Linked DNA regions of Homo sapiens: region 2 is linked to region 1. Evidence: chromatin loops called from intact Hi-C (ENCODE). Cell type or tissue: endothelial cell of umbilical vein. All regions are shown on one strand. Links, peaks and the distances in the headings refer to the core of each region. The heading gives the core; the rest is flanking DNA. Region 1 has its middle 60 kb from the start of FAM95C. Region 2 has its middle 11 kb from the start of FAM95C.

Evidence for each region. A loop is a pair of places that touch in the nucleus more often than their neighbours do. Peaks named below come from ENCODE experiments on the same cell type or tissue, not always from the same donor. Only the 100,000 strongest peaks of a DNase experiment are listed, where the experiment ranks them.
Region 2: a loop joins it to region 1, with 3 times the contacts of the local background. A loop is called at or near these places in 2 of 110 quality-filtered maps.

Annotation. Positions count from the first base shown.
Region 1 is chr9:38,479,566-38,491,382 of GRCh38, forward strand. It overlaps the pseudogene GAS2L1P1. Among named protein-coding and RNA genes, the nearest start is that of FAM95C, 60 kb to the right of the region's middle. RefSeq lists enhancers at 3,563-4,180, 4,181-4,796. In endothelial cell of umbilical vein, for the core only: no CTCF peak of the experiment used is centred there; a DNase peak (open chromatin) is centred at 6,826; H3K27me3 peaks cover 203 bases.
Region 2 is chr9:38,528,363-38,540,179 of GRCh38, forward strand. It overlaps the pseudogene FAM220BP. Among named protein-coding and RNA genes, the nearest start is that of FAM95C, 11 kb to the right of the region's middle. In endothelial cell of umbilical vein, for the core only: no CTCF peak of the experiment used is centred there; no DNase peak of the experiment used is centred there.

The sequences.
Region 1 (11,817 bases), core at 1,941-9,940:
GTTTTAAAACGTTTTTTTTTTTTTCATTTTTATAAATAAGTCGATATTAAACTTTTATAAATTAAACTTCTTGCAGTTTATTTTTTTTCTTTCTTAAAGGAAAATACACCTTAATTTTTTTTTTTTTTTTTTTTTGAGACAGAGTCTCACTCTGTCACCAGGCTGGAGTGCAGTGGCGCAGCTCACTGCAACCTCCACCTTCCAGGTTCAAGCTATTCTCCTGCTTCAGCCTCCCGAGTATCTGGGACTACAGGTGCACACCACCACACCAGCTAATTTTTGTATTTTTAGTAGAGACAGTGTTTTACCATGTTGGCCAGGATGGTCTCGATCTCTTGATCTTGTGATCCGCCTGCCTTGGCCTCCCAAAGTGCTGGGATTACAGGTGTGCGCCACCACGCCTGGCCTTTTATTTATTTATTTATGTATTTATTGAAATGGAGTCTCACTCTGTTGCCCAGGCTGGAGTGCAGTGGCACAATCTCGGCTCACCATAACCTCTGCCTCCTGGGTTCAAGGGATTCTTCTGCCTCAGCCTCCTGAGTAGCTAGGTCTACAGGTGTGCACCACCATGTCCTGCTAATTTTTGAATTTTAAGAAGAGACAGTGTTTCACTATGTTGGCCAGGCTGGTCTCTAACTCCTGACCTTGTGATCCACCCACGTCAGCCTCCCACAGTCCTGGGATTACAGGCATGAGCCACTGTGCCCAGCCAACTTTTTTTTAACAGTGTGAAATATACACAGTAGAAATTCTGTTATTCTCTGTTATTAGTACATAAATGGAAATACTTTTTTTCCCATATTGGCATGTATCTACAAATATTAAAGGAGGAGAAAAGGTAATATACTTTTAGGTTTACCACATATGGTGTGTATTCAAATAACACGTGACCAGCTTATCAAAATTGTACATAATACTTGAACTAACTTATTAATTTGATTTTCATTATTATGTCCAAAAGCTTGGGATGCTAGATACTACTTTGCATCTGTAACTAACTATGATCCTCATTTCTTGTAATTTCTTGTGCTTGTATATTGCTTGTTCTTAATAGATTTTACTTTGGAAACAAGACTTTGTTGAGATCAGTTTGGTTTTGTTGATAATTTACCTGTTTGACTTCATAATGTATTTTAGTTTCGCAGAAGAACACTTGTAGATTAGAAGGCTTTTCATAAATCCCCTCACAGGCGAAGAGGAAAACTTCCCGCTATTTTATTTCCCTCATAGGAAGACATACTGGAAAGAAAACGCTTAGCATCTTAGTATAGAATAGCTATTGTGAACAGTTCATGACTTGATCTTGATATGGAAATCTGTACTGACCAGTGATTAAGCTTAAGGATTGTAAAAATCATTAAAGCTGTGGTCTTTTCGTGTGGAGGTTGATAGAAAATATTTTTGTCCTAAGTCTTATTTGCTGACTTTTTCTGTCAATGAAGGAGGTTGTTGAACAAACTGAATCTGTGGGCTATAGCAAGTAGCTTTACAGCAGATCTTACCATGAAGTTTTACTTTGTGCTTATTTAAGTGGGTACCACTTTTTCTGTTTAGAATAATTAAAAAATGATTTTCACAGGTTCCTTGGGGTACGCTTGCTCTAGCACAGCTTGAAGGCCGCTGTTGCAAAGTACATTTTATCATGCTGAATCAGCCTTCTATCACGTACCTGTAGAAAGACCTCAGTACATGCTTTGCACCCTCCTTTGCACCCCCTTTCAATTTCTTATTGCAGATCATTTTGATGTAATATGGAAAACAGCATTTTAAAATGTCCACGTTAAGAATTGGCCCACCGGTGCCAACTCACCTCTATTTTGTTAGTTCATAGTTGAAGATTTTGTTTTATCGTTTTCAAAAATAAAGTATATTTTTGGAAGAATGAATTTAAGAATGAAGAAAAGCTATGAAAAATGCTGCAAATTACCATATATGTGTATTTTGATATGCAGATGTAGCAATATGCATAGAGAGAGTCTAGTAAAGTGGTCTTCAACTCAGGGAGATTTCAGACCAGGGGACATTTGGCAATGTCAATAGACATTTTTGATTTTCATGCCTGGGTGAATAGGCCAGGGATGCTGATAAACAACTCGTAACAAAGAATTAACTGGCTTCAAAATCAATAGGACTGAGGCTGAGAAGCCCTGGCTGGAAATTGCTATAAGAATATTGGGAATGATCTCTAGCATTGATAGGGACATTAGGATGCTGTGTAGGGAACAATTTTTTAATTTTTAAAATTATTTATTATTTATTTATTTTTAAAATTTGAGACAGGGTCTCACTGTGTTGCTCAGGCTGGAGTGTAGTGGTGCGATCTCGACTCATTGCATCCTCTGCCTCCCGGGCTCAAGCAATCCTCCTGCCTCAGCCTCCTGAGTAGCTGGTACTATAGGCGTACATCACCACATCTGGCTAATTTTTGTTGCCTGAGGCTCCCACAGCGCTGGGATTACGGGAATGAGTTGCTGTGTCAGGCCTTTTTGTCGTAATTTAAACAAAGTACTTTTTTTCAACAGGTAAATTGCTGGTTCCATACCTCTTCAAAAAAATATAACAAATGAAAGGTTTGAAAACATCTGGGTCACTTCTCCACCCTCACCCCTATAATATGCTTTGTTGGTTTCTTTATTCACCCTTCCAGATATATTTATGCATACCAAACCAAGTAGAAATACAGCTTCTTATTCTCTCTTTTTCTTTCCCACCATAAGGTACATATTATATTTGGTTTAGCACTTTTTTTCTTTAACAATATGCCTTACACTGTTGTATTGACAGTTGTATTGAAGTCATTTTACAATCATATATATATATATATATATTTTGAGACAGAGTCTCACTCTGTTCCTTAGGCTGGAGTGTAGTGGAGCAACATTGACTCACTGTAACCTGTGTCCCCCGGGTTCAAGTGATTCTTCTGCCTCAGCCTCTTGAGTAAGCTGGGATTACAGGCACGCACCACCACACCTGGCTAATTTTTTGTATTTTTAGTAGAGATGGGGTTTCACCCTGTTGGCTAGGCTGGTCTTGAACTCCTGACCTCAGGCGATCTGCCCGCCTCAACCTTCCAAAGTGCTGGGATTACAGGTGTGAGCCACGGATGCCTGGTCTTACAATCATATATATTCCTTTGAAAGTAAAACAAATGAGAAATATTGAGCCTTGGTTGGGAGGGAGTTGGAATTGTCAGGAGGGGTTAGTCATTTTCATTCGCAAAGATAACTGTTCCACTTCTAGCAGCTGGGAAGCTAAAGAATAATTTTAAAATTGAGACAAAAATAGCTATTGCAGGCATAGAAGTAGGTACCAGTAGATGATGAATTTGCCTTCTCAGTACTGATGTTGCTCTGTTGAGAACGATAATTCCATGTCTTTAGACATCAGTGCTTTTTATCCAAGAATACCTCTCTAAAGCACTCCAGTGCTCACATGTCTGCTCCTACTCACTGCACTGAACTTAGAGGGTCCACGTGTCCAAAGGGCAGGGCACCGAGGGCAGCCTCTTGTCAAGAGAAGTGGAAATTGAGGCCCTCAGTCCTTCAGCCCGTGGAGCTGAAATTCTGCCAACAACAGATTCTTCCCTCGTCCAGCCTATCAGACACCCAGATTACAGCCTCAGGGGGGCCCCTGAGCAGAGGATCTGCTAAGCTGTGCCTGGACTCCTCATTCATAAACACTGTGTGATAAGAAATGTGTGTTGTTTTGAGCCGCCAAGTTTGTTGTAGTTTTTATGCAGCAATAGATAACTATCACAGTTGTGAAATCACCACTTTTCACAATGAGTAAGAGCCAAAGCAGGTGCCAATCACTAAAATTTCCTTGTCAAGGAGGGCACTGTAATGTTATTCCACTGGGGAAGAGAACTTGGAGCAGACTTCCTGAGTTTTAAGGAATCACAGGAAACAAAATCACCTCCACTACAAGCTGGGACCTGCAGCGTGTGTGTATGTGAGCGATGGAAGCGGGACCTGCAGGGTGTGTGTGTGTGAGCGATGGAAGCTGGGGTTTACAGGGTTGTGTGTATGTGAGAGATGTGAGCTGGGACCTGCAGGGTGCATGTGTGTGAGAGATGTGAGCTGGGACCTGCAGGGTGCGTGTGTGTGAGCGATGTGAGCTGGGGTCTGCAGCGTGTGTGTATGTGAGCTATGGAAGCTGGGGTCTGCAGGGTGTGTGTATATGAACAATAGAAGCTGGGGTCTGCAGCGTGTGTGTATGTGAGTGATGGAAGTGCCATCCTGATGTGTGTTTTTGCTCCAGAATAGCTTCAGATCTGGGGTGTAGTCATTCTTGAAAAAATTTTCGAAATAGATAGCAGTGATGGCTGTACAACATTGTAAATGTCGTTAATGCCACTGAATTGTAACTCGAAATACTTATAATGGCAAATGTTACGTTACATATATTTATTAAGAAAAGATAAATACAAAACAGTGTAGCGTCATATTCTCAACAGTGCACAGCACATTCTCCAACCTCTAAAGGGAAACTTGCGTGGAAAGCCTGTGTTCTTTCAAATCCTGGCAGTGGAAGAGTAAATTGGTAAACACCTGCCAGTTGGGCAAAAAACAAAAAGCCCAGGTGTTGCCTTAGGTTTTTATTTTTCCCTCCAGGTAGGAAAAGAAGGGGCCCAAGCATTCCCAAAGGTGAATTTCAGGTGGACCTAAAATGCTAAAAGTTTGTGCTGTTCTCTTCTACAAAAAGTTAAATTAGGTACTAGGGCTGGGGCAAAGCATTAGATAAACTGGAAAAAAGAAAAACTTCTAAAAACAAGAAAAAAAAAGAAGAAGAAAGAAAAGAAAAACCCATTTCAGATGCGAGAGCCTCCCATCCCCCATTCCATGTTAACTCTCAAATGCTAATTGCACTGTTGGAGGTTTGCGTAAACTTGCAATGGAATGGAAAATTTTAAAAACTTGAAATGAAAGGGAGTTTTTAAAAGCTGGCTTTGTGTCTTATGGCTACTGCATCTAGATAGATGATAAGAAACATATTCTATGCTTGTAATTTCATAAACATTGGAGGAATCATCCTGATCAGGAAAGCTGCCAAAAGCAAACAAAACCCAGGATGGTATACAACTGCCTTGCTTGCTGCTGCTGGTGAGGGAATTGAAATGCAAGTTTTTGAGTATTAAAAGGAAAATAATTTCTATAACTGACAATTTTTAGTATGATTTTCACCTATGGGAGCCTCTGATAAAAGGGAGACAATATGAAAAGACAGGCACTCTCTAATACACTTTTAGAATTTTAAATATTAGTTTTTAGTTCCTAATGAGCTCTTGTAAGATCAGATGCCTGCGCCTTAGAGGCTGATAATTTTCTGGCCTCTGAGCATATTTTTGAGTGGGTCCATTTGGACTCAGCAAATAACAAGCCAAACAGGGCTTAGGAAAGCCTTGCCCGTCACTGGGACCAGCAACACTGCTTTCCCACTCTTCAGGGCTTTGGCTTTGCTACAGCGGAACAAAAGCTGTTGGCTTTTTGTGGGGAATCCTAACTCACAGATCCTAATTGCCTGGACCTGACTCTGAGATGAAACCTTATACTATCTGCTGCTGGCTGTTTCAGCCTCAGCACAAACCGTGCTGAACGAAAAACTCTGTAAGCACAATAAACAGAACTCAGACTCTGGTATCATTGCAGATTAGGACATGCCTGCATGGGATCCCAAACTATGAAAACTTCATGGATGCTGGCTAGACTGTGTGCATCACACACAAATGCCCACAAGAAAGGGCTTGTTCTCTTATGGGACCATCTGCAATCACACTTCTGATCAGCCTCATATGTCTGACCCAAAAACTAGTTTCATTCCTAAACTTGTGATTTCTGCCCCAAACAAGTTTGGGGTGGACACATCACAGGGACTCTGAACTCCCTGCCCACTCCTGGCAGATTGGACTCTTGACCCCCTTTGGGGGTCTTGCTGCTGTCTGTTGATTATTTTATTTGGCTTTCTGGATTACTTGCAGCTTGCAACAACAGCCTTCCTTATGTTTCTCCTGGTGTACGCACTTCAGTAAAGCAAGCTGATCTGTTTAAACCCATGTTGAATTTTTTTTTTTTTTTTGAGATGGGGTCTGGCTCTGTTGCCCAGGCTGGAGTGCAGTGGCGCCATCTCTGCTCACTGCAAACTCCGCCTCCTGGGTTCACGCCATTCTCCTGCCTCAGCCTCCCAAGTAGCTGGTACTACATGTAGGTGCCCGCCACCACACCCGGCTAATTTTTTGTATTTTTAGTAGAGAGAGGGTTTCACCATGTTAGCCAGAATGGTCTAGATCTTGTGACCTCGTGATCCGCCTCGGCCTCCCAAAGTGCTGAGATTACAGGTGTGAGCCACCACACCCGGCCTTGAATTTTTTTTTAAATTCAAGATTTTGTCCTAATTTCTGAACATGGCGTGTCTTTTAAATTGCATAATAATGTTTTCCTGTGACAATGTTTTTATTCCTCTTCCAGACAATCCTTCCTGACGACATGTCTGAATGAAAGTAAGGTATGATTTCAAAAATGTAAAGTTATGATTGCTGAAAAGGACACACTGATTTTGCAATAATGAGAGAAAAAACAAAATCCTAGTATCTGGAAGGTCCAGGAAGGGGGAAGGCATTCGTGATCTCTGTTGTTCAAGGCCGTTCCTGAAAGCTGTCTCCTCCTGTGGAAGAAACCCCCCCTGTGCTGCCTTTCCTAGCTGCGGAGAATGTTTTGAATTCAGACTGACGGCCGAGGCAAGATCACGGGGCAGGGCAGACTATTGTCAAAGAAAACCAGTGTCAGACAGAAGTTAAAGCAGCAAAGGCAACTTTTATTCAGAAGCTATCTCAGTAGGGGAAAAGAGACATCAGTACAGAACTGGGCTCTATTCCAAATAGAACAAGTACAAGTAGGAATTTATGGCCAAGGGACAGGGGTCACTGGACACAAAATTACTAAGAGGAAGCATCAGGGATAAGGGGGGTTCTGGTTAAACTAACTTAATAGATTCTCTCTCTCATTTTGGCTGGAGCAAAACTTTACTGTTCAGGGGCTCTGCTGGGCCACGTGTCCTCAGGATACCAGGCTGCTCTGCCCTCCTCTAAGGCATTCAATAATATTAGCGATTAAATAGCAAAGCTCATCCCCCAACTGTAATGTACAATAGAGGTCCCATTGTGACATTCCTGAGGAGTCTGGTCCCATGAGGTCAGGAACGCAAGAGGCAGAGAGGGCCCCCTGATGCAGAGGGGGTTAAGGCCACAAACGAAAAGGAGAAGGGATAGGGTTTGGGGGCAGCTGGGCTGGTCCAGGAACCTGGCTGGAGGCATGCAAGCTCCCTTCCCCTTCCCCCCGCACCCTCCAACTCTGTGTGTCTGGAGGAACCGGGGGGAGACCCTAAGCATGGGGATGCCTGAGGGTTTGCAGTCTGGCTGTGTGTCCATCCTACCCAGTGCTCAGGTCCTCCAGTGTTCTGGACCAGTCAGGGGGCTCCCAGGTGCATCTAGTAGCCCCTCCCATGCCAGGGCAGGGCTTTCCTTCATCGGAGGAGGAGCTGGGAAGGGCTTGACAGCGGGCCGGGCAGCCCGTTGGTCTTAAGGCCAGAGTCCCCAGGTTGGCCACGTTTGCCACATAAGAGAATAAGGGATGAAAAGGAGGAACTGGAGGATCTGTAGGCCGAGTCAGGAGCTAGAGGGTCTGGGGCTGGAGCCCGGTTAGGGGCTGGTCCAGTGGGGGTCCCGCCAGCAACAGCCTTATGGGTCCCGGCATTGGCCAGAAACTCCTTGTCCAGGCGTCAGAGCAGCTGCTCTGGTGTGTGCGGAAGACGCTGGCGCGTGTGGTGCTAAACTCTAAACTGGGGTTGGACTGGGAAAGCCAGGGTGCTTCAGGGCGGTGGGCATGGAGAGCCCAGGGGTGCTCCTGCCCGAGCCCCGCTGCCCCTGCCCTGTGGCTCCCACGAGTGCTGCCCATCTCCATCCTTGAGCCCAGTCTGCTCCTGCGCCCACCGGGCAGGGCTGAGGGCCGCAGCTGGGCTCCCCTCTCTCCTGGAGCTCCCCGGGGCCGACTCGGATCCAGCCCGTCCCGGGACTGGCTGCGCGGGGCAGGGGGCCGTCTCGGAGAGGCCAGGTGGTGGTGGTCAGCCCCCGTCTGGGTCTCTTCCTCCCGGCCTAGTGCCTCATCCTCGCTGCGGGCACCAAGGGGGCGGCTCTGGGCTGAGAAAGCTGAGGAGTCACTGTCCTCAGAGTAGGAGCGGGGATGCGGCGGGCAGCTGATCCCAGGGCCTGGGAGCCTCGGCCCCTGCTTTATGCTTTGTAAGCGAATAGGGGTCACCTAGGGTCCGGAGCGCCGGCGCTCTCTCGCGGGGACCAGGCTACCAGGGCAGGGGCTAGGGGTGGGCGACACCCTCTGCGGGGACAGGGTGCGGACCCTCGACGGGGGCGGGCGGTGGGTGGTGGAGGAGCGGCGGCGCGGGTCCTGACTGTCCAGGTAGCGCTCCAGCGGGTCGCCACACCCAGGCGCGCCGTCAGGCGGCTCCCGGGCACCCTCACAGAGATCAACAGGCCGGAGTCTCCCACGCGGAACTTCCCCTCCGAGGCCTTTATCTTGGGGAGCTGACCGGGTGCAGAGGCCCAGTGTCTCCCTCGCCAGCTCGCGGAGCATTTCGGGCTCGCCCAGATCAGTGCGCCACTGGCCGATGAAGGTGGCCGCACTGTCGCGGGCCACGAAGAAGCGCAGCGCCAGCCACCCTGTGGGCCTGGAAGGTCACACTTCGGGATATGCAGACAGCCTCATGGGTTCCCATAGACGGGCCAGCCGAGCCACTGTGGGCGGGGGTACAAACCAGGATCGCTGTGAGGATCCGGCAGGCGCTCAGAGCAGACTAAGCCGCAGAGCACTGCACCGGCCTGTCACTCAGGCCGAATGGCTGGTTTACCTGCTGGCTCTGAGAAACCTCAGTGCCTCAGTTTCCTCATCTGAGAAATGGGTACAGTAAATTACCTGCTTGGTAGGATTCAATGGGATAATTTTTAATAAGCAACTTAGCGTCTGTAAATACTGGCTACGCAGCCTTTTTTTTTTTTTTTGGAGAGGGGATTAGGGGCTGGCTGAGGCCTCCCTCACAGGCAGAGAGGTGCCCACTGTGAAGGGCTGGGACCTGGAGAGATGAAGACAACGACTGGGACCCCCAGTGGATAGGAAGGGAACCCAGGTCCCGACCTCAGGGTGGGAGACCTCCATGGTTCAGGGCTGTGCCCAGCCCACCTCCTGCGGGAAGGTACCGGTTTTTCCCTTGATCCCCCTTCCCTAAGGGCAGTGCCATCAAAAAACGACATAGCAGCAGTAATGGTATCAGTAACAGCAATGAAGTGGTTAGGGCTGAGTGCGTGGTGATATTATCTCCATTTTACAGGTGTGGAAACTGAGGTGCGGAAAGGGTAAGAGCTCGCTGGAGGTCTCAGAGCTGTGGGTGGAGCCAGGGCGTCCAGGCTGCGCCGCGCGGCCTATCTCGGCGATCCAGCAGCCAAGCCGCGAAAGCCAGACCCCCCTCAGCAAGCAGCGCCCCAGAACCGCAGGCCGTCGTTTGTGGGGCCAGAACTGATGGCCCAGGCCCAGAGGGGGTGCAGGGCCGCTCAAGGTCACACAGCCCCAGGGAACAGAGGCTGCTAACGCTGCTGTCTGGCTCTGGGCAGGGAGTGCTGGGGGTTTCCCCACTCTCCTGGTTCATCCACCGGCCCCGGGGAGCATGGCCCCTGCAGGGGCAGGAGCCAGGCCCAGCCCGCAGCAGGGAGGCGCCTGCAAGCCACAGCTGGATCTGTCGGGCCGCTGCGGCCTCCTAACGGCGGGCCGGGATGATAACGATATTGAGGGTAGGGGCTGAGGAATTTGATTAGATATCAAGGGTGATCAGAGACCTTGGTAGTGGTGGGAATTTTGCCTATTTTGACTCAACAGAGTCTTGAATAAGCAGGCCAAGGTCAGAGCCCCAGGTTGGTACCTTAAGGGCTTAGAGAGGCCTGACTAGCGTGAGCTTAACACCCTTGCAGGCTTGACATCAGGGAGTCCTGTCATCAGGGCTGACTCCATACTGAACTGCTGGGGAACTCTGAGGCCCACAAAGGAACTGTGAGAAACACTTTCTTCACCAGCAGCTGTGCTCTTAACAGTATACAACACATTATACAAGGCCTCCAACGGGCCACTGTAACTCCAAACTCTGGTTAGTGAAATTGTGTCATTTAGATAAAACGAACAAGAAGAGGGCCATCATGTTTAAACATGTAACCAGCTGGAGTCCCTGGACAGGGGGGACTTTCAATTTGCTTGGAAGCAGAGGCTCCCATTCTCACCTTGTCAGAACTTAAAACAAAGCGAGAGCAAGCAAAAAGATGGAGAGCCCTACCAAGAAACTCAAACAAAGGCAAATACCTCCACCAAGACAGGAGTTCTTTAGCATGAATGAAGACTTGTGGCTCCAGGTTCCAGCAGGTGCCCAGATCTCAAAGTGCAACCAGCTTTTAGTGAGTATCTCACAGATGTGGAAGAGACCACCAGAGCCACGGAGGATGAAGTCACATGGCTTCCCCACTAACAAAAAGGAGGAATTAGCCGGTCAGGCCAATAAGTGTTTACTCAGGAATGTGGGCTGCAACCTGGGTACCAATCAGAAACTGTACCACCCAAGAGAGCAAGGGCTCACACTGATAGAAACTTATTTAGATTACATAAATTGTTTGCCAGATTATTTCATAAACAAAGAATTCTTTAATTGTTAGTAGAAGAGTCCTTTTGCATCAGTGGGTCAGGAAAAACCTATTCACAGTTTGTAAAGACAAGGACCAGAGTTTGGAGTTACAGTGGCCCCTTGGAGGCTCATTTGACCTTTCCAAACATATATATATATATATATTTTTTTTTTTATTTTTTTTTTTAAGATACCATCTTGGAAATAAAAAGGTTTGCACTTCTCAGAATGCATGGGAAGCATACTTTAATTAGCATTCAGAAGGGATACACATAAAAAAGACCATGAAATCTAAAAGAGTTTTCCCAAGACACTGTTTCTAAATTAGTAAAAGGAAACGAGCATTTAAATAAAAATCTTCAGGAGGCTGGGCACGCATGTTCCTGCAATTCCAGCAACTCAGGAGACTGAGGCGGGGGGATCACTGAGCCTAGGAGTTCAAGTCTAGCCTGGGCTAAATATAGTAAGACACTGTCACAAAAAATAATAACCAAATCAAATCAAATCTTCAGGAGAACATTCACGCTCAACCTCATCATATGCCCCGCCGGCAGAACTCCGACATTCCTATTCCCTCCCCTTTACAGCCACCTAAAACAGCTGAACCAAAACTGACTAGCAACCCCTACGATGGCCTTCCCTACCCCTGTCCCAATTCCTACATACCCCTTCCAATACTCCCCAAATAAAAAAGAGAATTTACTGATGGTGTCTTACACTCTGGTCCAGTTCTGAGTTGCCTGTGATGCAACAGCCAAATGATTTGCCAAGGTGACTGAGGACCTCTCAGATTTGCCGAGGAATTCTCGACGGTCTGTACAAGTTATGTCCTAGAGTTTTCAATTTCTATCAGCTGATACATTTACTGGTGGGACCAGGAGGAGAGAGACATTGGGTAAAAATTGTCAGGATGGGAAAATCCTTCTGATGATTTATTTATTTATTTATTTAGATATGGTGACTCACTATGTTGCTCAGGCTGGTTTTGAACTCCTGAGTTCAATGATCCTCCCACCTCAGTCCCCTGCGTAGCTGGGACTATAGGCACACACCACTCACATTTGGCCTCTTCTGATGATTTAAATCAAA
Region 2 (11,817 bases), core at 1,763-9,762, 49 kb after region 1:
CCTCTTTCCTTCCACTTGAAATGCAATTTAGACAGAGGCATTGTGGTGAAAGTTGCAATATTAAACTTACCTTTAGAAGATCCCTTCTCAAACTCGGAACCCTAGCAGTGTTACCTTAAAAATGAGCTAGAGAAAAAAATAGCTCAGTTACAGAGAAGCAAATCAAGTTATTTCCCACATAAAAAGTTTCCCAGATTCTAGGAATTGCAGTATCTTGTACCCTAAAGTTTTTCCAGGTGACTCCTTTGGTTGTCTGTTGATAACTTTGATAAAGGTCATTTAAGGGCATAAGGTTTTAAAGACTCCCAAAGTGAGACTTAACCATTTTCGGGATTAGTGATTGCATATACCAGTTTATGTTGTGTGCTGAATTACTATGCCATGTGCTATTTTAGTGTTTGGGGAAAATGAAAAATAAAATTTGTTCTTTAGCGTAATAAATATGTCTTATTAAAAATACAATGAACTGAATGACAATGAAAATGCAACACATCAACATTTGTGGGCATGTATAAAGCAGGGCTGAGAGAGAAATTCATAGAACTAAATGCATAAATTAGATGATGAGATAATTATCAAGCCAATAATTTAAGCTCCCACTTGAAGTACATAGAAAATAAGAGAAAAAACCCACTCAAAATTAGAAGGAAGGAAATAATGACTACAATAGCAGAAATCAATAAAATTTAAAACAGAAAAACAATAAAGAAAACCAATGAAACAAAGAGCTGGTTCTTTAAAAAGATCTATAAAATTCACAAACATCTAGCAAGAGTGACAAAGCAAAAAGGAGAGAATTATAGATTATAAATATTAGGCATGAAACAGAAGGTATCACTAAAGACCTTGTAGATGTTGAAAGGATAATAAATGAATACTACAAACAACTCTAAACACATACGTTTGTCAACTTAAATGAAATAGACCACTTTCTTGAAAAGCATAAACTACCACAACTTATCAATATAAAACAAATAATGCAAAGAGCCCCACATAAGATCTCCAGGCTCAGATGGTTTCACTGGAAAATTCTGCCCAAAGCTTAAAGAATAATAAATACCAATTCTATATAACCTCTTCCAGAAAAAAGAAATACAAGGGGATATTTCTCAAGTTATTTTATTTATTTATTTATTTATTTATTTATTTATTTATTTATTATTTTTACCACTATCAGAATAATCACATTTATTTACTTACTGTCTTATTCCACCATTTATATGTAAATTCTATGGGTAAGGGCCTGCTCTTACATCCCACACCTCTAGGTCTACAGAGCCTAGAGGCATGAGGTGTAAGGAAAGCACTCCTTGACCCTCCCTGGCCAGGCCACATGAGTTCTGGATCTGAATTTAGAGCCACAGGCTTTAAGCAGTAAAATAAACCTGAGGTTTTCTAGAGGCATTGAACTTTCTCCTTTTATAGACAAGATGTGCCTAAGAATGGAGAGTGGCTTCCTGTAGTAACCCAGCCACTCAATAGAGACTAAGCCCACAATGACCTGAGTCAAAAAGTCTGCAACCTTTTCCCCCCAAATCCCACCTTCTCTTTCTCTCAACTCATTTTTAAAAGCTAGTATTACCTTGATACCAAAAACAAAGACAGTTGAAAAACAAAACAAAACAGGAACTACAGACCAATATCCCTCATAAATATAGACACAGAATTAAGCAATATGTAAAAAGAATTATATACTATGAGCAAGTAGGGTTTATTCCTGGAAAGCAAGGCTTGTTCCATATGTGAAAATCAATGTAACCTACCATATTAACAAGATGAAGAAGAGAATCACATAATCGTATCAATTGATGCAGAAAAATCATTTGACAAAATGCATGATAAAAACTCTGAGAAATGCCAGGTGGGGTGGCTCACACCTGTAATCCGAGCACTTTGGGAGGTGAGGTGGGTGGATCACATGAGGCCAGGAGTTTGAGACCTGCCTGGCCAACATGGCGATACCCTGTCTCTACTAAAAATACGAAAAAATTAGCCAGGTGTGGTGATGCATGCCAGCTACTTGGGAGGCTGAGGCATGAGAATCACTTGCACTTGGGAGATGGAGGTTGCATTGAGCTGAGATTGAGCCACTGCACTCCAGCCTGGGTGACAGAGTGAGACTGTCTGACAAAAAAAAAAAAAAAAAACTCTGAGAAAAATAAGAATAGAGAGAAACTTCCTTAATTTGATAAAGAACTTTTACAAAAACTCCAACACTTAACATTATACTTAATGGTCAAAGAAAGAATGTTTTTCTCCTAAGAAAGGGAATAAAGCAAAGATATCTGCTCTTACTACTCTAATTCAATATCGCACTGGAAGTTTTAGCCAGTTTAGTAAAGCATTTAAAAAAAGGCATATTGATCGGAAAGGAAGAAATAAAACTGCTCACTTTTGCCGATAGCATGATGGCTATGTGGAAAATCCAAAGAAATCTATTTTAAACCACCAAAATCAACAACTCCTAGAACTAGTAAGTGAATTCAGCAAGGTTGCAGGATACAACATAAATATACAAAAAAATCAAGTGTACTTTGAGTGATGAACACTTGGATATAAAAATTAAAAATACAATAAGTACCATTTATAATTGCTCAAAAAAGGAAATACTCATTTCAAATTCTAACAAAACATTCATAAGACTTGAATGCTAAACATTAGAAATTCTGATGAAAGAAATCAAAGATCTAAACAAATATCGAGACAAATCATGTTCTTCAATTTGGAGACTCAAAATAGCAAAGATGTTAATTCTTCCCAAACTCATATATACAATTCCTATAAAAATTTCAGCAATATTTTTTTGTAGATGAATAGAAGATTATTTTAAAATTGTCATGGAGATGCAAGGGAACTAAAATAGCTAAAACATTTTTGAAAAAGAATTACCAAGTTGGAAGAATCAATCTATCCCATTACAAGACTTGTTGTGTAGCTATTGTAATCAACAGCACGTGGTATTGGTAGAGTGAAAGATACACAGACAAATTAAACAGAACAGAGAACTCATACCCACATAAATATAACTGACAGGTTATTGACAAAAGCATAAAAGTAATGCAGTGTGGGGAAAGGAATTTTTTCAACAAATATTGCTGGAGAATTTGCATATCCATAAGCAAAGTTGAATGGTGACATGAACCTAACACTCCATACATGAATTAATTCAAAATAGACCATGGACTTACATGTAAAACTACAAATCTTTTAGAAAAATACATTAAAACCCTTCAGGACCTAGGGCCAGGCAAAGAATATTTTAAACTTTACAACAAAAGCATCATCAATAAAAGTAAAAATTGATAAACCAGATGCTATCAAAATTAAAGAAAAAAATTTTGTTCTGTGAATGACCTTGCTAAGAGTATGAAAAAACAAACTACCAACTAGGACAAAATGTTTTGAAAGCATACAATAGACAAAGGATTAGTATCTAAATTACATAAAGAACTCTCAAAACTCAATAGTAAAATAAACAAACAGAAAATGGGCAAATGATATGAACACGCATTTCACCAAAAAGCACAGATGGATGTCAAATAAGCACAAGGAAGGACATTTAACATCATTTGCTATTATGAAAATAAAAATTAAAATTATGATGAGCTATTACTATACACATATGACAATGGTTAAATAAAAAATAGTGACAACTCCAAATGCTAGTGAGGATGAAGGGAAATTCTTCCCCTTATTTACTGTTAATGGGAATGTAAAATGGTACAGCCACTCTGGCAAAAAGTTTGGCAATTAAAAAAAATGACACTGGCAGTGCCATACAACTCAGCAACTGCATCCTTGGGCATTTGTCCCAGAGAAATGAAGACTTGGGTTTACACAAAAACCTGCACATAAATGTTTAGAGCAAGTTTATTCGTAGTGGCCCCAACTGGAAACAACCTACATGTCCTTCAGTTCGTGAATGATTAAACAGTCTGTGGTACATCCATAGCACAGAATACTCTTCAGCAATAAAAAGGAATACACTATTGATATGCACAACATCCTGGATGAATCTTCAGAGAATTACAGAGTGAAAAAAGCCAATGCTGAAAGGCTACAGAATGCATAATTCTGTTGATATAACATTCTTGACATGACAAAACTATAGAAATGGAGAATAGATTCAGTGGTTGTCAGAGATGAAGGAGGGACTGGGGGCAGGAGGGAGGTGGGTGTAGCTAGAAAAGGAAAACTTGAGGGGGCTTTTGCAGTGAAGGTAATGCGTCTTGACTGCATCAATGCTAATATCCTGGTTGTGATATTGCAATATAGCTTTGCAAGATATTATTGTTGGGAGAAACTGAGTAAATGGAATGCAGATCTGTGTAAATAATATCTTAAAATTATTTGTGAATCTACAAGTATCTCAAAATTAAAATTTAACAATACATATGTTCTACCTCTATCCACTGAATATTCCAGGAAACAAAAATCTAGAAGCAACAAGCACTCCTGTTGTCTACATTGTGGACTCTAAATGTCACTTCCACCTAAAAGGAACTAGGGATCCTTAGAGAAATGGCTTGTTCCCTACCTGGTGCAGGAAATGTACCAGATGAGCCTGGAGCATCTTGTTATAACAGATGCCAAGGAGCCATCAGGGACTACTGGGCACACGTGTAAAGGGTCCAGACGCCAACATGAAGAGGCTCTCATTGGCCAAATATGGGATAATTTGAGCTATAAAATAATAACTGGAATGTTTTGAAACATATCAAATATTTGAAAAACTCAAGACTTTATAATAATATTAAGAATGCTCATTAAGCAGGATGTGGTGGCTCGCACCTGTAATCCCAGCACTTTGGGAGGCCAAGGCTGGAGGATTGCTTGAGGCCAGGAGTTTGAGACCAGACTGGGCAACATGGTGAGACTTTGACTCTAGAAAAAATAAAAAAGTCAGCTGGGCATGGTGGCACATGCCTGTAATACCAGCTACTTGGCTGAGGTGGGAGGATAATTTGAGCCCAAAACTTCGAGGCTGCAGTAAGCGGTAATTGTGCCACTGCACTCCAGCCTGGGCGACAGAGCCAGACCCTGTCTGTCTAAAAAAAAAAGCCCCATTTGTTTCCTTTGGTGGATGCTAGGGAACCAACTGATTGCTATGACAATTGGTAAATGAAGGAAAAGAATCAAGCAGTGATCCTACATTTCCTGCACAAACAATACTGAAGACTCCAGTGATGAGGGGAGGCTGCTGCACATAGAGTCACCTCTGCCCTGACCTCCACGCTTTGGCTGTTCAATCTATTCTCAGCGCTTCAGGAGATGTTCCTGTTAGACAAAAGTCAGATCGTGTGACTCCTCCACTCAAATCTGCCAATGGCATCCCGGTTCACTCATAACATGGACCCAAGCCCTTACATGAGCAAAAGGGTCAACACCATCTGTCCCCACTGCCTCCTAACGCGGGCCCCTCCCTCACTCTCATTAGCCATCCTGGCCTATTGCTCTTTCTCACACTCAGCACATGCGGGCCCCAGGGCCTGTGCACTTGCAGAGCCTTTCCCAGATTCCCCTGTGGCTGTGCCTTCCTCACTTACCCAGCGCTTGGCTCAAGGGTATCCTTATTAGAGAGGATTCCTGTTTTGTGTATCCACTTGTGGTCCCAAACCTCACATGGTTCCATCTGATTCTACAGATCGCATGCTTCTCCACTAAGCTGGACTGTGTCAGGGACTAAGTGGAGGGCAAAAAGAAGAAAAAGACATAGTCCCTGCCCTGCACGATCTTCAATTTATAGCAGAAAGCCAGGAACACACACACACACACACACACACACACACACACACACACAGCCTGCTCAAAGTGAGTCTGCCCTGGAACGTGGGAAGCTGGCCTAGCTCTGCACAAGAAGGGAACCCTGTATAAACTGACTTAGCAGAGAAGGTCATCCCAGAGGAAATGAACCCTGTGCGCTGAGCTCTGAAGAGCAGGAGGGCTGGGGTGGTACAGGGGATGGTGGTGTTTGTGGGACTGAAAGTAAGATTATCTGGAATTATCTGGGTGGGTCCAATCTAATCCCAGAAGCCCTTAAAAGCAAAGAACTTAGCCTGGAAGGAGAAGACAGTTGCATGCATGTACTACAGTTTGGTTATTTACTTCCCAGTAGATGGACATTTGGGTTGCTTCTAGTTTGGGGCTGCTGTAAACACTTTTGCGCAAGGCTTTTTGTGGACATGTGTTTGCATTTCTGTAGATGCTGTGGTGAAAAGGAAGAGGTATGTATAAATGTTTTAAGAAACTTGCAAACAGTCTTCCAAAATGGTTGTATCATTTTACACCATACAGTAATGTATGAGAGGTGCTGTTGCATTAGCAATGATTAGCCTTTTTCATTTTAGCAATTCTGGTAGGTCTGTATTCGTGTCAGGGGGCAATTTTGATCTGCACTTCCTTGATGATTAATGACGCTGGGCATCTTTTAATGTGCTGATCTGCCATATATCTTATTTTGTAAATTGTCAGTTCAAAGCTTTTGTGCATTTTAAAATTTGGATGTTAGTCTTTTTATTATTGAATTGTAGCAACTTTTAGAAAATATATTCTTAACATAAGTCCCTTGACAGATACATATGAATATTTTCTGTCAGTCTGAGATTTGCCTGTTTCTTAAGAATGTCTTTTGATGGTCAGAAGATTTAAATTTTAATGAACTCAAATTTTTCAAAACAATGTGGCCAGTGCTTTCTGTCAATTCCTTAACAAATTTATGTCCACCCCCAAAGTCATAAAGATATTCTCCTAGTTTTTCTTCTAAAAGCTTTCTAGTTTTACTTTATTTATGAGTAGGCCTGTGATCCCTTTTGGAATAATTTTTATATAGGGTGTGAAGTAAGAGTTGAGGTTTGTTTCCCCCTCATATGGATATCTACTTGTTTCCACATCATTTTTTGAAAAAAATTGTTTTCTTTTCGTATTGAATTGCTTTTGGGTTTTTGTTGAAAAAATCATTTGACCATATATACATGCGTTTATTCCTGGAATCTTTTTTATTGATTTATTGTGTTGTCTTCACCACTACATTATAATCTTGAAGACTGTGAGTTTATTCTAAATCTTGAAGTCAGGTAGTTTAAGTCCTCTAAATTTCTTCATTTTCAAAATTCTTTGGGCTATTCTAGGTTGCTTTTCCATATATATCTTATATATTCTAGATTGAATTTCCATATATATTTTTAAATCAGCTTGTTAGTTTCTATTTTTAACAACCAACTAGAATTTGGAATGGTATTCCATTGCATCTATAGATATATTTGGAAAGAAGTCATCTGTTAACAGTAGTTTTGTTTTTCTCAGCAAAGTTTTAGTTTTCATTAGTTTTCTTACACACTTTTGTTAAATGTATCCCTATGATTTTGGATGCTATTATAAAAGGTATTTAAAATGTTTAATCTTCAAATCCTACATAATTATGCATGAATGTACTATGGGTAACTTTGGGTTTAACCAACATGGATTCACAGAACTTTTTGGATTTGTATATTTACATCTTTCCTCCAATTTGTGAGGTTTTTGGCCACTACATCTTCAAATAATTTTTCCGCCCTTTTCTCTTTCTTTTGTCTGGGGCCTTCTATAATGTATATGTGTTTGGTATATGGTGTCCCATAGTCTCTTAGGCTCTGTTTACTTTTCCTCACTCTTTTCTTTTGCTCCTTAACTTGATAGTTTCAATGGACTTATCTTCACGTTTGCTAATTCCTTCTTCTGCCTTTTCAAGTCTGCTTTTGTATCCTTCTAGTCAATTTTTCTATTAGGTTACTCTATTTTTCAGCTCCAGAGTTTCTATTTGGTTCTCTTTACAATTCCAATCTCTTTGTTGATATTCTTATTTGTTTATATATTGTTTTCCTGATTTCCTTTACTTCCTTGTCTGTGTTTTCCTTTAGCCCTTTAAGCATATTTAAGACAGCTGCTTTGAAATCTTGATCTAGTAAGTCTGAGACCTGTGTTTTTTCAAAGATGAGTCTGGATATTCATTTTCTTCCTTTGAATGGGCTATGCATGTTTTCCTATTTCCTTACATGCCTTGTAAGTTTTTGTTGAAAACTGCAATTTGGATTAAATGGCCACCTCTCCCAATCTTTGAAGAATGGCTCTGCGCAGAGGAAGACCTTTGTTAATCACTCTAGTGTAAAGATTTAAGGTCTTTTGGACATAAACCTTCCATGGGCCTATGTGTGTGCTATTTTTCCAAATACCCCACATAGACAGCTGTTATTAATGTCTTAATTTCCCTAGGAGATTCACTCCTGCCTCTTCTAGAGGCCTCAGCATTCTATTGCATTTTTTAATCAAAAACCTCTTTCCGCTGGCATCCCTGGTTCTGTAGCTTGGTACATTTTTCACAAGCCATACTCACTGCTTCTTGCAGATTCCACTACCCTGAGATTTGAGCTAGTCACTTTTGCCATCTGAGTTCTGATTTAGGCCACACAAAGACCAACTCCTCAGCCACCTCCAACAGGTGAGAGTGTTACGTATCTGGTCTTCTCTGCATTTTATAAGTTGAGGTTTCATGGCTGCTAGGTATATTTCATAACTTATTTTATTTTATTTTATTTATTTATTTATTTACTCCACTATTTACTACTAAAACTTCCTAAGCCTACAGATATTTCCAAGGAAGGTCTTGGAGAAAATTAAGTAGAGGCAGTAAAAAGCTGACATAGAGATCCACATGGAGATTTTCAGGAAGTCATGGCATTATGACAGTAAAATAAAAGTTTCTTTGTCCTCATGCAATTCAATCATTCTTTTAACAGGCATTTACTGTGTGCTTACTCTCTAAAAGTCATTGGAGATAAAGCAGCAACAAAGTGGAAACAAATCCTGCCCTCATGAAACTTACAATCTAGCGATGAAGGAGAGAAATACACAAATAAGGATGGTATTTGGCATGCCAAATGATAATGAGAGCTGCAAGAGAAATGGGGCAGGAAGTTGGTAGGGGGTGGTTTGGGGGTGGGTGTCAACACTGTTCCTAATGGATGATCACTACAAGTGATCTGGGGAGACATCATTGACAAGGTGACATTTCAGCAGAGATTGGAACAGAAGAGAGACCATCATTTGGGTATCAGGGGTAGCAATTCAAAGCAGAGGGAAGAGCAAATGCCAAGCCCTGGGGCAGGTGCATCTTCATGTATTCAAGGAGCAGCAAGGTAACCTTTTAGACTGCAGCAGAGTGAGTGAAGGCCCAGCTCTGGAGTTAGATCAGAGAGATAACCAGTGGCCAGCTCAGCCTGGACTTCATGGGTGATGGGCATATTTTGGCTTCTACTCTGATGAGTGGAAATATATTGGGGTTTTGAGCTGAGGAGTGACCTGGGAGGTTATTCTGGTGCTGACTGGAGCACAGACTGGGTGCAAGGACAGGAGAAGGAATATTGTTAGTAGGCAGCCACAGTCATCCTGTCAAGAAGTGATGGTGTCAAGAACAGATGAAGGCAAAGAAGTGGTAAGACACAGGCATATCCTGAAGGTAGGGATAGAGGCTTTGCTGATGGGATGGAGAAGAGGCAACAGGGGAATAAGTCAAGAAATACCACAAAGCTGTATTCTGAACACCTGTCAGGATGATGTTGCTTTCACAGCAAAGGGGTACTGAGGGACAGTAAGTTTGGAGAAGTCTAAGGTTTGGTTCTGACACGTCAATTGTCCACATGAACAGTTAGTTTGAGAGGAGTTAGTTTTCAGGGGTCTTTTAAATATCAAAGTAGAAATAACCAGTGCTCAGGAGGATATAAGGGTCTGAGGCTCAAGAGAAAGGTCATAGCTGCAGGTATAAATGTGATGGCTCATCGGGGAGTGAGCTGTCCAAGTTCTGTGCAGATTTCAAGGGGTAAATTCAATGAGCCTGTTTGTGGCCACAGCCTTCCTCAGGCTTCCCAGTATCCACATTACCACAAAAAGCCTCAGTGGTGATCTACTTGAGTCTGTCCCCACATGTTGGGGCTTGAGTTATGCAGAATCCCCATCTTGCTCCCTTTCTCCAACATGACAAGAAGACCTCAGTTAGCCAAAATGTCCTGAAGAGGGCTGAGGAATTTGGTCTGAATCATCCCACAAATTCATGGTACAGGAAATAAGTGCTGCTTTTGTCGTTGGCTCTAGAAAGATGATATCGGCCGGGTGCAGTGGCTGATGCCTGTAATCCCAGCACTTAGGGAGGCCGAGGCGGGCGGATCATGAGGTCAGGAGATGGAGACCATCCTAGCTAATACGGTGAAACCCCGTCTCTACCAAAAATACAAAAAATTAGCTGGGCATGGTAGTGGGTGCCTGTAGTCCCAGCTACTCGGGAGGCTGAGGCAGGAGGAGAATGGCATGAACCCAGGAGGCAGAGCTTGCAGTGAGCTGAGATGGCTCCATTGTACTCCAGCCTGGGTGACAGAGCGAGACTCTGTCTCAAAAAAAAAAAAAAAGAAAGAAAGAAAGAAAGGAAGGAAGGAAGGAAGGAAGGAAGGAAGGAAAGAAAGAAAGAAAGAAAGAAAGAAAGAAAGAAAGAAAGAAAGAAAGAAAGAAAGAAAGAAAGATGATATCAACCAATGTTTTGCCATAAGACTTTGCTTTGGATTGGGATTTTAACTCTGGGATCTGGCTCTAGGTCTCTTGCCTTCCTCTTTACGAGGTTAACTTGGGATGGTTAGCCATCCAACCAAGTCCTCATGTTTCTGAGAGTCATTCCCAGCCATATCATCCTATTAACCATTGAATCCATTGTCTACCACTGCCCAAGGCTGGGATGCAGTTTTTTTTTTTGGTTAGCTTCATTGAGATATAATTGACAAAAATTATGTCTTTAAGGTGTACAATATATTTTGATATGTGTATACGTTGTGAAATGATTACCACAACCAAGCTAATTAACATTCCCTTCAACATACATAGCATTTTTTTTTTTTTTTTGAGACGGAGTCTCACTCTGTCACGCAGGCTGGGAGTGCAGTGGTGCAATCTTGGCTGACTGCAACCTCTGCTTCCCAGGTTCATGCGATTCTCCTGCCTCAGCCTCCTGAGTTTTTGTGGTGAGAATATTTAAGATCTACTCTCTCAGCATATTTCAAGTATACATTAACTAGAGTCTCTATGTTCTACATTAGGTTTCCAGAAAGTTACTCATTTTACATGTAAAAATTTGTACCCCAACATCTGTCCATTTTCCTCACCCTCAGACTGCTGGTAACCACTCTTCTGCTTTTGGTTTCCGTGAGTTCGACTTTTTCAGATTCCATGTATAAGTGAGATCATTTAATATTTATCTTTCTGTGTGGCTTATTTATTTCACTTAGCGTGTCTTCCACGTTCATCCACATTGTCACAAATAGTAGGATTTCCTACTATTGCTTGAACCCAGAAGGTGGAGGTTGCAGTGAGCCAAGATCGCACCATTGCACTCCAGCCTGGGTGACAAAAGTGAGACTTCATCTCAAAAAAAAAAAAAAAAAAACCTTTGAAAAGAAGTGAGGATTTGAGGCTTGGCACAGTGGCTCATGCCTGTAATCCCAGCACTTTGGGAGGCTGAGGTGGGTGGATCATTTGAGGTCAGGAGTTCAAGACTAGCCAGGCCAACATGGTAAAAGTCCATCTCTACTAACAGTACAAAAATTAGCTGGGCATACATCTGTAGTCCCAGCTACTCAGGGGCTGAGGCAGGAGAATAGCTTGAACCCAGGAGGTGGAGGTTGCAATGAGCTGAGATCACACCACTGCATTCCAGCCTGGGGAACAGAGTGAGACATTATCTCAAAATAAAATAAATAAGTAAAATAATAAAAAGAAATGCAGATTTGGGACAATGGGGACACT